Linked DNA regions of Homo sapiens: all the other regions are linked to region 1. Evidence: chromatin loops called from intact Hi-C (ENCODE). Cell type or tissue: heart right ventricle. All regions are shown on one strand.

What was found. A loop is a pair of places that touch in the nucleus more often than their neighbours do. Peaks named below come from ENCODE experiments on the same cell type or tissue, not always from the same donor. Only the 100,000 strongest peaks of a DNase experiment are listed, where the experiment ranks them.
Region 2: it touches region 1 in a loop (2.4-fold over the local background); 12 of 110 quality-filtered maps call a loop at or near these places.
Region 3: a loop joins it to region 1, with 10 times the contacts of the local background. A loop is called at or near these places in 97 of 110 quality-filtered maps.
Region 4: it touches region 1 in a loop (4-fold over the local background); 9 of 110 quality-filtered maps call a loop at or near these places.

What each region holds. Positions count from the first base shown.
Region 1 is chr10:28,990,739-28,993,238 of GRCh38, forward strand. No RefSeq gene overlaps it. Among named protein-coding and RNA genes, the nearest start is that of C10orf126, 150 kb to the left of the region's middle. RefSeq lists an enhancer at 118-1,317 and a silencer at 1,062-1,356. In heart right ventricle, a CTCF peak has its summit at 1,190 (motif pointing left); no DNase peak of the experiment used is centred here; H3K27ac peaks cover 836 bases.
Region 2 is chr10:29,129,221-29,131,720 of GRCh38, forward strand. No RefSeq gene overlaps it. Among named protein-coding and RNA genes, the nearest start is that of LYZL1, 160 kb to the right of the region's middle. In heart right ventricle, CTCF peaks have their summits at 1,084 and 1,289; no DNase peak of the experiment used is centred here.
Region 3 is chr10:28,662,553-28,665,052 of GRCh38, forward strand. No RefSeq gene overlaps it. Among named protein-coding and RNA genes, the nearest start is that of BAMBI, 14 kb to the right of the region's middle. In heart right ventricle, CTCF peaks have their summits at 1,469 (motif pointing right) and 1,684; a DNase peak (open chromatin) is centred at 1,479.
Region 4 is chr10:28,796,098-28,798,597 of GRCh38, forward strand. The region is part of intron 2 of LINC01517 (long intergenic non-protein coding RNA 1517); the gene reads left to right. Among named protein-coding and RNA genes, the nearest start is that of LINC00837, 1.3 kb to the left of the region's middle. In heart right ventricle, no CTCF peak of the experiment used is centred here; a DNase peak (open chromatin) is centred at 1,244.

The DNA of each region.
Region 1 (2,500 bases):
TCACTGTTTTTGCAGGCTGGAGTGCAGTGGCATGATCACGGCTCACTGCAGCCTTGATCTCCCCAGGTTCAGGTGATCCTCCCACCTTAGCCTCTCAAGTAACTGGGACTACAGGCACGTGCCACAATGCCCAGCTAGTTTTTGTATTTTTTATAGAGAAAGGGTTGTGTTGCCCAGGCTGGTCTTGAACTTCTGGACTGAAGCCACCCTCCCACCTTGGCTTCCCAAAATGCTGGGACTACAGGTGTGAGCCACCACTCCTGGACTTGGGCCTGCTTTTGAATGATGCCAAGGCCGTCACGGTGGTCTCAAAGTCAAGCAATACAGTCAACCCAGAACCATGTTGGGCTCATCTGATCTTAGAGTCAGCCTCTCTCTGATACATTTAGATCATGTATTAGAACGGCAGCAAAAGGCACATGATTGTAGAGAGGGATGAGCTTTAACCAAGGTTAAAGAGCTTTGGCTCTTACTGGTGATGGTCCTGAAGTCAGTTATTTTGCCTCTCTTTGCCTCGGAGTTTCTTCATTTGCACAATAGGGGTAATGTTAGGATTAAAGGAGATAAAGTATGGGTCTAGTACATGGTCAATGATCATCAAGACGAAGGTTTTCTTGCAGAAATACAGGTCGGGCCCCTCAGCAGGGATTTGGCTGGTCCCACCTGATGTCATTCTTCCCACTAGTTTCAAACTGGGCTGCTCGCCTGTGGCCAGGGAGTGTATTCCAAAGCATTCCTGTTCGCCAGCTCAGGCCTCAGGGCTGCTGTGAAGCTGCAATTCCTTTCATGGAGCTCATGTGTGTGACAGGGTGTGCCCAGCTCTTAAAGTGCTTTGAAGAAAATGCCTTTGTGCTAAAAGCTCTATAAATATAAGGCGCAGACCTGGGCGTGGTGTTTCCAGAATACTCCCAATTTGATGTTAGCTGTCATCAAAGGCTCAGGTCATAGAAAAGTTGGAAATGGGGGTGGTTTGCCAATTCAGTGATTCCCCAAAGCAGAGATGATTGTTTTTTCTTTTTTTTTCCAACTTCCATTGCTTGATGGTACAAGGCCCATGTTGCCTTTCTTGTGTCCAGAACTACACAAACCTGATTTCAAGTATCCTTTTGAAGAATTACCAATTGCATACTCTCTCTCTACCCCTTTCTTCCCCACCCCACCCACCAACCATCCAGAGCCATCCAACAGCTCCTCCTGGTGGCCATTGCGGAGAGAGATTCTCTGATCACACACCTTTACCTTCAGTATGAATGTGCTTCATTCATTTATTCAACCACTTTTTATTGGTTAACTACTATGCACAAGGCATCTTGCTAGATGCTGGAGATACCAATAGAACAAATAGGGTTCCTGCCTTCATGGGGTCACAATTCTGTGAGGAAACAGACAAACAAGTGATTATAATTACACAATGACTGTGTCATAACAAAAGTATGTACAAGAGCATGGGGGAGGAGCAGGAAAGGAACCTAAGGCATGTTGATATTGAAGCTAAGAAGGCCACAACTTCAGGGCCTTCTCATTTGCATGGTCCCCTTCTGAGGCCATATCACATGTGCATATAACACACACACACACACACACACACACACACACACACACACACACATATTTTTTTCAGACAGGGTCTTGGTCTGTCACCCAGGCTGGAGTGCGGTAGCGATCACAGCTCACTGCAGCCTCAAACTCCTGGGGTCAAGCGATCCTCTCGTTTCAGCCTCCGGAGTAGCTGGGATAACAGGTACACACCACCACACCTGGCTAATTTTTGTATTTTTTGTACAGACTGGGTTTTGCTATGTTGCCAAGACTGGTCTCAAACTCCTGGCCTCAAGTGATCCTTCCTCCTCAGCCTCCCAAATTGCTGGAATTATAGGTCTTAGCCACCATCCCTGGCCTATGGTCATAGATTTTTATAAAATTTACAGGAGTAACCCATTTTGAAGGAATCAGTTAAGATTACACTTGTCTTCTGCACTAACACTTACTGTCATATTTCTCCTGTTATTGGGGGACATGGAAGCAGGAAAAGTTGTCTTTGGAACTGGCTTAGGGAGGGTTGAGTTGGGGATAGAATTCATTTGGGTTTAGTGAGGTTTTTTGTTGTTGTTGTTGTTGTTTGTTTTTTTTTTTTCTTTTTTTGAGATGGAGTTTTGCTCTTGTTGCCCAGGCTGGAGTGCAATGGCGCGATCTCAGCTCTCTGCAACCTGCCCCTCCCGAGTTCAAGTGATTCTCCTGCCTCAGCCTCCCGAGTAGCTAGGATTACAGGCATGCGCCACCACACCCGGCGAATTTTGTATTTTTAGTAGAGACGGGGTTTCTCCATGTTGGTCAGGCTGGTCTCGAACTCTTGACCTCAGATGATCGGCCCACCTCAGCCTCTCAAAGTGCTGGGAATACAGGCATGAGCCACCATGCCCGGCCCCTGGGTTTAGTGAGATATTTTTATGGGTTCATAGTTAAGCTATTGTCAGGCTTCCTTGTGTAGGAGCAGCTTCCA
Region 2 (2,500 bases), 140 kb after region 1:
AACTCCTGGGCTCAAGTGATCCTCGTGCCCTAGCCTCCTGAGTAGCTGGGACTAGAGGTATGCACCACCATACCCGGTTAAATTTAAAAAGTTTTTTTTTTTTTGTAGAGACAGAGTCTGGCTACATTGACCAAGCTGTTCTCAAACTCTTAGCTTCAAAAAATCTTCCCACTTTGGCCTCCCAAAATACTTACAGATAGCTACACTCCTGGCCGGGAATTCTTAATATGTTTGTAACAGAAGGAAGGAAATTAGGGGCATATTGGGTTTTGTTGTTATAGTTTGTCTGTTTTTTTAATTTAAGCTATGCCATAGAGTTTTGTGGACACTATGAAACTTAGGATCATTACTATGTATTTAACAGAGTAAGTGTTCTAACAGCGCAGTGGAGAATAATATTAATAGTTGTGCACCTCATTTCTGGACAAATCTGACAATAAGCTCATTGGATGAGTAGCAAAATCATAATCTCAGAAATTTCTGAAACAGAAGAGCGTACTATCTTTTGGAGAATTAACTTCATTCAGAGCTTTCATTTACATTCTTCTTATGTTTTTATTTTGCCTTTATATATTCTTTTGTAATTTACATATTCCTGTACGATCCTAAAATCTTTCTGAAACAAGCAAGAATATAAATTTATTATTTTGATAAGTGTTAGAAATTAATTTTTACATTTTTTTTTAAGAGACGGAGTCTCACTCTGTTGCCCAGGCTGGAGTGCAGTGGCATGATCTCAGCTCACTGCAACCTCTGCCTCCTGGGTTATAGCAATTCTCCTGTCTCAGCCTCCCGAGTAGGGCGAGGCTAATTTTTTGTATTTTTTTTTTTTTTTTTTTTTTTTAGTTTCATCGTGTTGCCCAGGCTGGTCTCGAACTCCTGAGCTCAGGCGATCCACCTGCCTCGGCCTCCCAGAGTGCTACGATTTCAGGCGTGAGCCACCGCATCAGGCCAATTTTTACCTAATTTTTTAAAACACAAAGTTATTCTTGTAACCATTGGCATTATAACTGTTAGCAAAAAGCAAGGGCTCCTCCTAGTGATACTGCAAGTCAGTGCAGCGTACTAATTCCAGGTGTATTTGTTTTCTTTGTTGTGTAACAAGTTCATTATCTTTAGTAAACACACACTGGAAATCTGTTGAATTCAGGGATCAATAATGAAGATGTGTATTTTAGGGAAACTGCAGTAATTCCTTCAGGCCACTAGGGGCCATTTGACTAAATTCTCTTCCCAGTTCAAAGGAAAGGTCCCCAGTGCACCCCCAGGGAGCAAAAATAAGGACCTCCTCCCATCCTAAGGTGGGATATTCTAAGGGTAGAATCAGGTGCATCATACTCAGCAAATCAGTATTTCTCTAATTTTATTACTTTTTGAAACCTCTTTAAAAGGAAAAAATACATGTGAATTCCCCAGTATTGACATGGGAATGGATTACTGTACAATAGTGATGCATGTATAAAATGATTGCTCTGACCATAATTGTCAACAAAAGTCGGTAGAATGAAAATAAGAAAGCTGATGTCCCTTTCACTACTACCTGCTGTGGTCAAATATTGCTTGCCTACTCTTTATCCTAAAAAAAGAAATGGGGCTAACATCCTACCTCCCACTTCCACCAAACCCTCCATCCAACAGCAATTTGTCCTCTTATGCAAGGTGAGAAGAATTGCCCCAGTTGTTCTGGAAAAAGTGTTCTTTTTTTTTTTTTCCAGACAGAGTCTCGCTCTGTCACCTAGGCTGGAGTGCAGTGGTGCGATCTGGGCTCACTGCAACCTCCACCTCCCAGGGTTAAACGATTCTTCTGCCTCAGACTCCTGAGTAGCTGGGATTACAGGCATGTGCCACCACACTTGGCTAATATTTGTATTTTTAGTAGAGATGGGATTTCACCCTGTTGGCCGGGCTGATCTAGAATTCCTGACCTCAGGTGACCCACCCGCCTCAGCCTCCCAAAGTGCTGGGATTACAGGCATGAACCAGTGCACCCAGCTAGAAAAGGTGCTCTTTTCTTTGTCCTTCCCTGCCTTTGTTCGCTTCCTAAGTGGTACCATTCTTGGCCAGGTACACCATTGTCTCTTTGAAGGTAATTAAACAGATTGTATAAGATGTCATTAAGTTTTATCACAATTGCACACAAGGACAGACTATTGGACACAACCACCTAAGTACATACGTCCTAGATACTTAGGTGGCCATGAAGCACAGGTCAGAGTCAGGCCAAGGTTCAGCTGACTGTAGGAAGGCCTCACCTTCCTTTTGATGCGGTTACAAGATGGTTCATTTGCTACCTTGCAGAAATAGCTTTGAAGAAAAGTACTGTAAGCTGCGTGGTTGTAATTGGATTTAAGTACTGTTGAATATAATATAAAAGTGACGCATCCTCCTAATAATTAAAGTTGTCATCTCCAGGTTTTATTCAACATTTGAATCATGCTCAAACTTGCAGACTTGACTTAAAGCTTAGATGCTTCATCTCCAAAAGAAGCTGGCCATGGAG
Region 3 (2,500 bases), 330 kb before region 1:
TGGCCAGGCTGGTCTCGAACATCTGACCTCAGGTGATCTACCCGCCTCAGCCTCCCAAAGTGCTGGGATCACAGGCGTGAACCACCGTGCCCAGCCTCATTTTTATTAATTAATTAATTAATTTTTGTTTGTTTTTTGAGAGAGGATCTCGCTCTGTTGCCCAGTCTGGAGTATAGTGGCATGATTATGGCTCACTGCAGCCTCAATCTCCATGGCTCAAGCGATCTTCCCACCACAGCCTCTGAGGAATTTGGGACTACAGGCACATGCCACCATTTCTGGCTAATTTTTGTATTTTTTGTAGAGACAGTGTTTCACTGTGTTGCCCAGGGTGATCTCAAACTCCTGGGCTCAAGTAATCCACATGCCTCGGCCTTCCAAAGTGCTAAGATAACAGGCGTGAGCCACCGCATCCAGCCCCCATCATTTAATTTAAAGAGTGGCTGATGTGGTCTCACATAGCTCTTAGCATCCGCATGAACTATATGATTAATATGATCAGTATAGACTGGGGATTAATGTAGAGTTAGAGGCTGATTTTTCCTGTTAGTCTCTTGGCTTTGGTCTCCAACTGGATAAGAGTTCCTGTTAATACAATGCTGTCAGTTTCAGTTAGGGACAAAAATTCAGTCGCCCATCATTTGGTGTTATATAGATCAGGAAAGGAGGGGATCATTTCTTAATTCATCTGTTTGGGGGCTTCCTGTTTGTTTGCTTTTTAAAGTCAGAGTCAGTCAAAAAGTTTGTATTCAAGACCAGCCTGGCCAACATGGTGAAATCCCATCTCTACTAAAAATACAAAAATTAACCAGGCATGGTGGCTAATTCCAGCTACTTGGGAGGCTGTAATCCCAGCTACTTGTGAGGCTAAGGCAGGACAATCACTTGAACCCAGGAGGTGGAGGTTGCAGTGAGCCAAGATCACACCACTGCACTGCACTCCAGCCTGGGCAACAAGAGTGAAACTCCATCTCAAAAACAAACAAACAAACAAACAAAAAGTTTCTAAATTTGTAGGGGAAAAAAAGGCCAGGTTTAGATCATAGAGATTAGGAATGATGCCTTGTACTGTTCAGTTAGCACATTTCCATTCAAAAATATTAAGACCCAGAAATGAACTCGGATGGCCCAGAATAGAAACTCTCCCTTCTGGTGGGTGGCACACACTCTTAGGCAAGGGTGATTTATTTAGAACAATGGCCACTGTTGCACTTCATGGCATATATGCACCTGCTGGAGGTAACACCACCTCTTCTCTGTCTTATGCACAAAGGGAATTTGGCTCATTATTGTCTGAAGCCTTAAAAAGACTCTGGGAACAGGGGTCACAGTCCTCTTTTACTGAGATCATTGCATGACATGGAGACAGAGTCATTAAAATATCGAGTCTAAATATTTCCTAGAACGACCTTGCTTCTTGTATCAACAGCAAACAGCAGCTGCTGTCTTCCCAGCTGAGCGCTGCTTCCCTCTCACCACAAGAGGGCGAGAAAGACCTGCGACAGGACCTCTCCCTCCCTGCGGGAGGATGGAAGAGAAAGCTCTGGGCTCCGTTAAGAGGGCATTTTATTCTCTGGAAAATAAAAGTAATAAGAGATGCCAAAGTTCCAGTGTTGGCTGAAGAAACAGTGGTTACCCTGGTGGGTTTTTTGTTTGTTTGCTTGCTTCCCCTCGCCTCAGTCTTTTAGAGCTTGGAACATAATTATTCTCTAGAGAATGAACACAGCATTATTATTTATTATTATTATTATTTAGAGACAGGGCCTCACTGTGTTGCCCAGGCTGGAAGGCAGTGGTTTGAGCAGAACTCATTGCAGCCTCGGACTCCTGGGCTCAAACAATCTTCCTGCCTCAGCCTCCCGACTAAGGGGCTACAGGAATGCACCACCATGCCTGGCTAATTTTCATATTTTTTGTAGAGAAGGTTCTTACTATGTTGCCCAATCTGGTCTTTAACTCCTGGCCTCAAGCAATTCCCCAGTCTGGCCTCCTAAAGCTCTGGGAATACAGGCATGAATCACCAGGCCTGGCCTGAACACATTATTTTAAGTAACTTGAATGATGTACGTGTAAGAATCCAAACATTTGATAAAAGAGGGTTTGAGGCTGGGCACGATGGCTCACACTGGTAATCCCAGCATTCTGGGGGACCAAGGCAGGTGGATCACGAGGTCAGGAGTTCGAGACCAGCCTGGTCAACATGGTGAAACCCCATCTCTACTAAAAATAAATACAAAAGAAATTAGCCGGGCATGGTGGTGCGTGCCGGTAGTCCCACCTACTGGGGAGGCTGAGGCAGGAGAATCGCTTGAACCTGGGAGGCGGAGGTTGCAGTGAACCGAGATTGTGCCACTGCATTCCAGCTTGGGCAACAGAGTGAGACTATGTCTCAAAAAAGAAAAAAAATAAAGAGGGTTTGATGGTTTGGAGCATAAGCTGCTTCTCTTGCTACCAGGCTATGTGATGTGCAGAAAACTTGGGAGGGGACTGGGGAGGACAG
Region 4 (2,500 bases), 190 kb before region 1:
ACATCCCTTGCCGTCTCATTCTAATTGGTTAGAACTCAGTCATATGACCACACTTAACGGCAAAAACGGATGGAAAACGGTTTAACTGCGTGCTTAGAAGGAGAGCAGAGGTTTTCCTAATCAGCTAGCACTCTCTTCCACAACCTACTTATTAGTTCAGCAAAATTATGGTTATTCTTTCAAGCCCAGCTTACATGTCACTCCTAGGATTATAAATTCGAATGTCCCCATGATATACTATTTTACGTTCTTTGCTTTTTCTAGTGCATATTACGGTATGATTAGTTATGGCATAAAAATCATTTTTTCCTCATCAATTTCTGGGACAGTTCCTGGTAGGTGGTGGGTATATATTTGTGAGAAAAAACAATGAGTAGTATTTAATTATATATTTAATATCATCTCATGAAAATGCCTCAAGGACACACTGAATTTTATTGTCGTTGTTGTTGCTCTTCTAGACTCTGGTCTACGCACCTGCACTAATACAAAAGTGAGCCAGAATTATTTGCAATTTCTGGCAGGACTCTAGCATCATCTGAGGCCTAGGAGAAAAAGGATGAAGTTCCTTTTAGAGACCTGCTTTCCCAGTCTCCCCAAGCCTCAGGCATCTGCCCTACAGGCTATCCACAGATTTGTTTTCCACCGGCTTTCCACACCCTCCACTTCCCCTCCCAGCACAGTTCCCTGTGGGCTCAGTGACTTAATCCTCCCACAGAAGATCTGCATTTAAAAGGGAGTGGGCTGGGCGCGGTGGCTCATGCCTGTAATCCCAACACTTTGGGAGGCTGAGGTGGGTGGATACTGAGGTCAGGAGTTCGAGACCAGCCTGGCCAATACGGCGAAACCCCATTTCTACTAAACATACAAAAATTAGCCGGGCGTGGTGACGGGTACTTATAGTCCCAGCTACTCGGGAGGCTGAGGCAGAAGAATCGCTTGAACCCGGGAGGCGGAGGTTGCATCGAGCCAAGATCGCGCCACTGCGCTCCAGCCTGGGTGACAGAGTGCGACTCCGTATCAAAAAAAAAAAAAAAAAAAAAAAAAAAAAAAGGTAGATGAGTGAGGAATCACTGGCTAGTTAGTTATATTGGGAAAGACCTAGGGGTCCTGATTTTAAAAAGGGCTAAAATGTTGCAGTTGTTTTTTCAAAAATCTACATTTGCAGGGTCTGATGTGGTGACTCATGCGTATAATCTGAACACTTTGTGGGGCTGACGTGGGCGGATGGCTTGAGTCCAGTGGGCGGATGGCTTGAGTCCAGGAGATGAAGTTTGCAGTGAGCTGTGATGGTGTCACTGCACTCCAGCCTGGGTGACAGAGTGAGACCTTGTCTCAAAATAAAAATAAATAAATAAATAAATAAATAAATAAAACCCTACATTTGCACTTTAGCATTTCCCTAGGAAACAAAAGTAATAATTAGATAGAAAAAAAGTCTGCCATGTAAAAATTCTGTAAAATTTGTAAAAAAAAAAATGGGGCTGGGTGCCATGGATTATAGCTGTAATCCCAGCACTTTTGGAGGCTGAGATCGGAGGATCAGTTGAAGCCAGGAGTTCAAGACCTGCCTGAGCAATATAGTGTGACCTTCATCACTACAATAAAAAGAAAAAAAAAAAAAAATCAGTCAGGCATGGTGGGATATGTCTGTAGTCCCAGCTACTCAGGAGGTTGAGTTGAGAGGATCACTTGCCCCCAAGAGTTAGAGACTGCAGTGAGCTATGATTCAGCCACTGCACTCCAGCCTAGGGGACAGAGTGAGACCCTGTCTCTGGAAAAAAAAAAAAAAAAAGGCAGAGGGGAGAGGGGAATTTTGTACCTTAGAAATGAATAATCTTTGGAACTCTGGCTATATCTATCACTGCCAAGGTAAACAGGGATAAGGCCAGGATGTGACTTTGATGCCTGGTGTTCTTATTAACCAAAATGGAGTAAGAATGAAAGTACTTTTGCAGCAAATGTTCAGGGGATTTGAGCACCCATTTAAGGCTGTAACCAAGCCAGAATTTCCTTTTTGAGGCTGGGCAGAATCTGGTCCAAAAACCATGAACAACAGGAATGTTTCTGGTAATTTTTCTCAAATCCACCAGAGGGTTCCCACTGAATTTTCTGACAAACTTAGCCTATACACTGCATCTACAAGACAAGGGAGCATTTATGTAAAGTGTTTCCCCCCGACCTTAGTTACTTTGACAATTCCAACCCTCACTTTCTCCTCTGCTCAGATTGACATCTGAGAAGCAAGACCACAACCGCATACCATTTTATAGATCAGCCTGATTAAAACCAGTTCTCCCTATAGGTCACATCATGTACAAGACACACGGTTTTTGTCAAGAGACCAGCTACCAGCAGAGAAGGTTTTGATGCTATTGCTAGTAAGAAATTAGTAACTAGATCCCTGGTCTCCTTTACGCCAACTTTATAATTATACTGTTTGAGTGGTAAACCAGATCTTTGCGCCAAGGGTAATTTAGAAATTCTAGATCTGTATTCT